Linked DNA regions of Homo sapiens: region 2 is linked to region 1. A link is an interaction called in ENCODE POLR2A ChIA-PET data of the cell type or tissue named here. Cell type or tissue: PC-9. All regions are shown on one strand. Each heading gives the region's core, and the rest is flanking DNA. Links, peaks and the distances in the headings are about the cores only. Region 1 has its middle 99 kb from the start of CEP57L1. Region 2 overlaps AK9 (adenylate kinase 9).

Region 1 (2,819 bases), core at 122-2,621:
CACCGTGTTAGCCAGGATGGTCTCGATCTCCTGACCTCGTGATCCGCCTGCCTCGGCCTCCCAAAGTGCTGGGATTACAGGCGTAAGCCACTGTGCCCAGCCGGAAAGATGTATTTTTCTATATGAAGACCATAACATTAAGAAGTCTGGCTCGGCCGGGCGTGGTAGCTCACGCCTGTAACCCCAGCACTTTGGGAAGCCAAGGCGGGTGGATCACCTGAGGTCAGGAGTTCGAGACCAGCCTGGCCAACATAGTGAAACCCCATCTCTACTAAAAATACAAAAAATTAGCTGGGCATGGTGGCGGGTGCCTATAATCTCAGCTACTCGAGAGGCTGATGCTGGAGAATTGCTTGAACCTGGGAGGCAGAGGTTGCAGTGAGCAGAGGTTGCAGTGAGCCGAGATCGCACCATTGCACTCCAGCCTGGGCAACAAGAGTGAAACTCTATCTCAAAAAGACAAAAAAAGAGAAGTCTGGCTCAAGATAGTATTCAAATTGAAATAAAGTGAGTAGACATTTCTAAGTCTTTATGATCTGTTACCAAGTCAATAGATTTAAGCTAATTTCTCAGTTACCAAACAATTTTAGCAGTGACATAAAAGTCTGTCAAGTAATCTAAAGCTGAGCCTAAAATTTTTTATTAAAAACTGAACTTATGAGTCAAAAATACAGAGTACATTACAGGTAAGATTATAGCTTTTAACCTCAGATCAGAAATTTTATTTATACTTAAAAACAGTTAATTCTTTTAAAGATTTTCTTTCTGATAATAAAAATAATACTGGCTGTGATGGAATAACCAGAACCAGACTTACCCTTCTATCATAAACAACTAGAAAATTGGACACAATATACAAGGTAACTGTTTTCTGACACTGGACAATGGGCAATGCAGGACTCTGGTCCCTGAGAGAAGGAAACAAATCATGTAGGCCCTGCAATCACCTTAGTTTCATACCAGAAGGCAGTTTCTGAGCCATGGAGCAAGAAAGGGAATCCTAAGCAGAGTAGATGATCTCTCTGAGTTAAAGAAAGAGAAACTGAAATTTGGAAAATTGAGTCAGCTGATGTTTGCAGGAGAGAAGGAAGCCATGCAAAGAAGGGATTCTAGAAATCTGCATCAAGATCCCTTTCAGTCTGTTGCTGAATACTAAGCCATGCATGTAAAAGGTGAAACTCCAGGAGGCTGTCCAAAGAATAACTGACTAGGGAATTGTAAACTGAACAGTTCCGAGTTCATATGAGGCTGAGAGTTGTTCAAGTCCAACCAGCTAGAGTGAGGGCTTTTCACTAAATATCTGGGACATTTAGTAGAGACATCAAAAGCTTTAGTAAAAGGATAAACTATGCCTAGAGTAATGATTATTCTAAACCTGCTCTAACAATCCTTCAGCCTTGAAAGGATTAAGCTGATCTGTAAGTAACTTAACTGCCTACCAGAATAAAGTCCAATAAGCTCTAAATAATACAAAAAATCTGGTACTTAATAATGAAAAATTGACAATTTTCAGCATTCAATAAAAAATTACTAGACATGCAAAGAAAAGAGGAAAGCATGATCCAAAAGCAAAAGAAAAATTAGGGATGAGAAACAGGCTCAGAAATGACAGAGGTGAAGAAAGTTACCAACAAGAACTTTTTTTTTATTTTTATTTTTTTGAGACGGAGTCTTGCTCTGTCGCCCAGGCTGGAGTGCAGTGGCATGATCTTGGCTCACTGCAAGCTCCGCCTCCCAGGTTCACGCCATTCTCCTGCCTCAGCCTCCCGAGTAGCTGGGACTACAGGCGCCCGCCACCATGCCCGGCTAATTTTTTGTATTTTTAGTAGAGACAGGGTTTCACCGTGTTTGCCACGATGGTCTCGATCTCCTGACCTCATGATCTGCCTGCCTCGGCCTCCCAAAGTGCTGGGATTACAGGCGTGAGCCACCGTGCCTGGCCCCAACAAGACCTTTTAAAGAACTATTGTAAATATGCTCAGCATGCTCAAGGATTGAAAGGAAAATGTGAACATAGGCTGATCAGGGTGGCTTATGCCTGTAATCCCAGCACTTTGGGAGGCTGAGGTGGGCGGATCACTTGAGGCCAGGAATTTGAGACGAGCCTAGCCAACATAGCGAAACCCTGTCTTTACTAAAAATACAAAAATTAGCTAGCTGTTGTGGTGTGTGCCTGTAATCCCAGCTTGGGAGGCTGAGGCACAAGAATCAGTTGAACCCAAGAGGCAGAGTTTGCAGTGAGCTGAAATCAAGCCACTGCACTCCAGCCTGGGCAACAGAGTGAGATGAGACTCCGTCTCAAAAAAAATTTAAAAAAGAATAAGAAAAGAAATGTGAACATAATGAGGAAATAAATGGAAAATATCAAAACAAATCAAATGGGAACTTCTAGAAATGAAAAATGCAATATCTGAAATAAAATACTGACTGGATGGGATTAAAGTAGATTAGACAGTGCATAAGAAAAGGCTGATAAATTTGAAGACATAGCAACAGGAACTATGTCAAATGAGGCACTGAGGGGGGAAAAAGACTGAAGAAAATTAGTAGTCTTAATGATCTATGAAACAATATGAAGTATTTAACAAATGTGTAACTGGATTCCCAGAAGGAGAAGTGCAGGCAGAAAATATATTTGAAAAAATAATGGTTGAAGTTTTTTAAAAACTGATGAAAACAATAAACCCACAATCCAAGAAGCTCAACCAACCCCAAGCAAGAAAAACGCAAAGAAAACTTCAACATGCATCATAATAAAATATCTAAAAACCATTAAGAAAAAATCTTAAAAGCAGCCAGAAATAAAAAGATATGCTATG
Region 2 (2,819 bases), core at 162-2,661, 310 kb before region 1:
CAATCATTCCCATGGTCATCTTTGAATTGAGTGTGCCTTCCAAGGAGATTTTCAAAAGATTGCTCCTAGAAAAAGAAAATGAACAAAGGTAATGTACATGATGAAGACAACAAAAAAGGAATAAACTTTAATCATACGGGGGAAAAGATATGTTTTTAACAGCTTTTTCCATTCCTTCTCTGTTTCCCTATTAGATTGCCTTATCCATTGCACAATAGTGCACAAATTGTAGCTGTCAATAATGTAAAGTATCGCAAAAATATTGGTGAGATTAGGCAATATTATCAAGAACAGCATCAGAACTGGTATGTGATTGATGGATTTCACAGCAAATGGTGGGTATGGAATGAAGTCATTAAGAATGTTCAAATGGTGAATAAATACATGCAGACATACCTGGAAAGAATAAAAGCAGGTAAGATAGCACTTTTTAAGGTAGAATAAAATATTAATTTCAAGTGTAAACATGCCTGACTCATGTTACTGTAATTCATTCCATTTGAACATGAGTCAGGCGTGACTTAATAAGTATTTCAATACTTATTATCCAATACTATATATAATAGTATTATCCAATTATTGTGATGCTATGGTCTGAAATTTGTATCACCCAAAATTCATATGCTGAAACCGAATCCCCAGTGTAATAGTATTAAGAGGTGGGGCCTTTAGGAAGTAGTTACATCATGAGGGCTTGCCCTCATGAATGGGATTAGTGCCCTTATAGAAGAGGCTTGAGGGAGCCTGCTTGTCCCTTCTACCACATGAGAATACAGCAAGAGAGCACCATCTATGAGGAACAGTGCCTCTCCAGATACCAGATTTGCTGGTACCTTGATTCTGGACTTCCCAGGCTCCAAAACTGTGAGCAATAAATCTCCGTTGTTTATTAATTACCCAGTCTGTAGCATTTGGTTATAGCAGCCAAAATAGATTATGACGTGGGCATGTTTGTTCTAATAAATGACTGCCGCTACCCAAGCTATCATTTATTGAATGCCTATGTGAATTTAGGACATAAAAATAATGCATGATCTCTCACTAAAAGGGTATATAGTGTTTGGAATAGTAAGAAGCTATTTTTCAGAATGTGTGCAGTAGTTATACGGGTCCATGATTGCAGAGTGACACCTGGCAAAATTTTATTTAGGAATCTAGAATTAAAATTATTTTTACTATTTACACCCATTATAGTATGATATAAATGTTGAGTCCATAAAAAAACTAAGCTTGTTCATTAAAATGTCTTTTAATCTATATTAGGAATTCACAGAAGCACATGTTTGATTATATATTCTTGTTAAATAGTTTATTGACTGTTCTCTGAAAATACACAAAATACAAGGAAAGTTATCTACATCTGATATCTCTAAAAAGAGTGATGACTACAAAGATGTGATCTGTAGGGGTCTCACAGACATCTGTTTAATGATTGTGTTTAACTTCAGAAACTACACAGAAGGTATGATGAGGTTTATGGGAGCAATGTGACTAAGAGAGTCCTATACAAAGAAAAATGCAGTGAGGATTCCAATAATAACTGCAGCACTGTATCTTGATTTGCTTCACCATGTGGGCATAACCAGTATTTCTGGTTCCTGTTTGTTTACAAATTGGGAATCTGTTTTCACCTAAAGATCATAAGGCATGAAGACAAAAGTGCAAGGGAAGGGAGAATTGAATTTTTAGAAATATCTCAATAAGCTCTGGATGGGATCGCACTGGGAAACACTCCACAGCAGACTTTGAAAGCGAAAGCTGTGCCTCATTCATCTTTCTGTTACTCTATTTCAGCCTCCCTGTCTTAGACTGGGTTCCCTAGAAACAGACTCAAGATGAAAAGTCACGTGCAGAAGTTTTATCAGAAAGTACTTTCAGGCGTAGAGTTGCCAGATTTAGCAACTAAAAATACAGGACACACAGTTCTTTTTTCTTGAAGGAGTCTCACTCTGTCACCCAGGCTGGAGTGCAGTGGTGTGATCTCTGCTCACTGCAACCTCCCCTTCCCGGGTTCAAGCAATTCTTGTGCCTCAGCCTCCCGAGTAGCTAGGACTACAGGTGTGCGCCACCATGCCCGGCTAATTTTTTGTATTTTAGTAGAGACAGGGTTTCACCATGTTGACCAGGCTGGGCTCAAACTCCCGACCTCGGGTGATCCACCCTCCTCTGCCTCCCAAAGTGCTAGTATTACAGGTGTGAGCCATCATGCCTGACTGACACCCAGTTAAATTTAAATTTCAGATAAACAATAATTCTTTAGTATAAGTATATCCCAAATAATTGCATAGGGTATACTCATACTAAAAACTATTAATATTCATTGCTTATCTGAAATTCAAACTTAAACAGGTATTCTTTAATTTTATTTTTTATTTTTTGAGACAGGGGCTTGCTCTGTTTCCCGGGCTGGGGTGCAGTGGTACAATCATAACTCACTGTAGCTTTGAACTCCTAGTCTCAAAGGATCCTCCTGCCTCAGCCTCTCCAGTAGCTAAGACTACAGATGCATGCCACCATGCCCAGCTAATTTTTTAAATGTTTTTATAGAGATTGGAGGGGGCAGTCTTACTTTGTTTCCCAGGCTGGTCTCAAACTCCTGGCTACAAGCGATCCTCTCACATCAGCCTCCCAAAGTACTGAGTTTATAGGCGTGAGCCACTGCACCCAGCAGTGTCCTTTATTTTATCCAGCAACTCTAATCAGGAGATACACCTGTGGACAAGTCAGGATGGTCAAATTGGGCAGAGGGAGAAACTAACCTGCAGTGTGGTGGGAACAGAAGCCCTCAGTAGATCCTGGGGAAACACTGGTGCTGGGAG

The links. ChIA-PET counts read pairs that join two places held together with the same protein. Peaks named below come from ENCODE experiments on the same cell type or tissue, not always from the same donor. Only the 100,000 strongest peaks of a DNase experiment are listed, where the experiment ranks them.
Region 2: POLR2A ChIA-PET joins it to region 1 with 7 read pairs; 2 of 35 experiments call an interaction of 5 or more read pairs at or near these places.

What each region holds. Positions count from the first base shown.
Region 1 is chr6:109,193,349-109,196,167 of GRCh38, reverse strand. It overlaps the pseudogene CCDC162P. Among named protein-coding and RNA genes, the nearest start is that of CEP57L1, 99 kb to the right of the region's middle. RefSeq lists an enhancer at 1,749-2,249. In PC-9, for the core only: no CTCF peak of the experiment used is centred there; no DNase peak of the experiment used is centred there.
Region 2 is chr6:109,503,923-109,506,741 of GRCh38, reverse strand. AK9 (adenylate kinase 9) reads left to right here. Exons shown (of 41, transcript NM_001145128.3): 34 at 1-88; 35 at 195-415. It overlaps ZBTB24-DT (ZBTB24 divergent transcript), which reads right to left. Exons shown (of 4, transcript NR_187591.1): 4 at 1-65. Among named protein-coding and RNA genes, the nearest start is that of ZBTB24-DT, 22 kb to the right of the region's middle. In PC-9, for the core only: no CTCF peak of the experiment used is centred there; a DNase peak (open chromatin) is centred at 1,561; H3K4me3 peaks cover 602 bases; H3K27ac peaks cover 418 bases.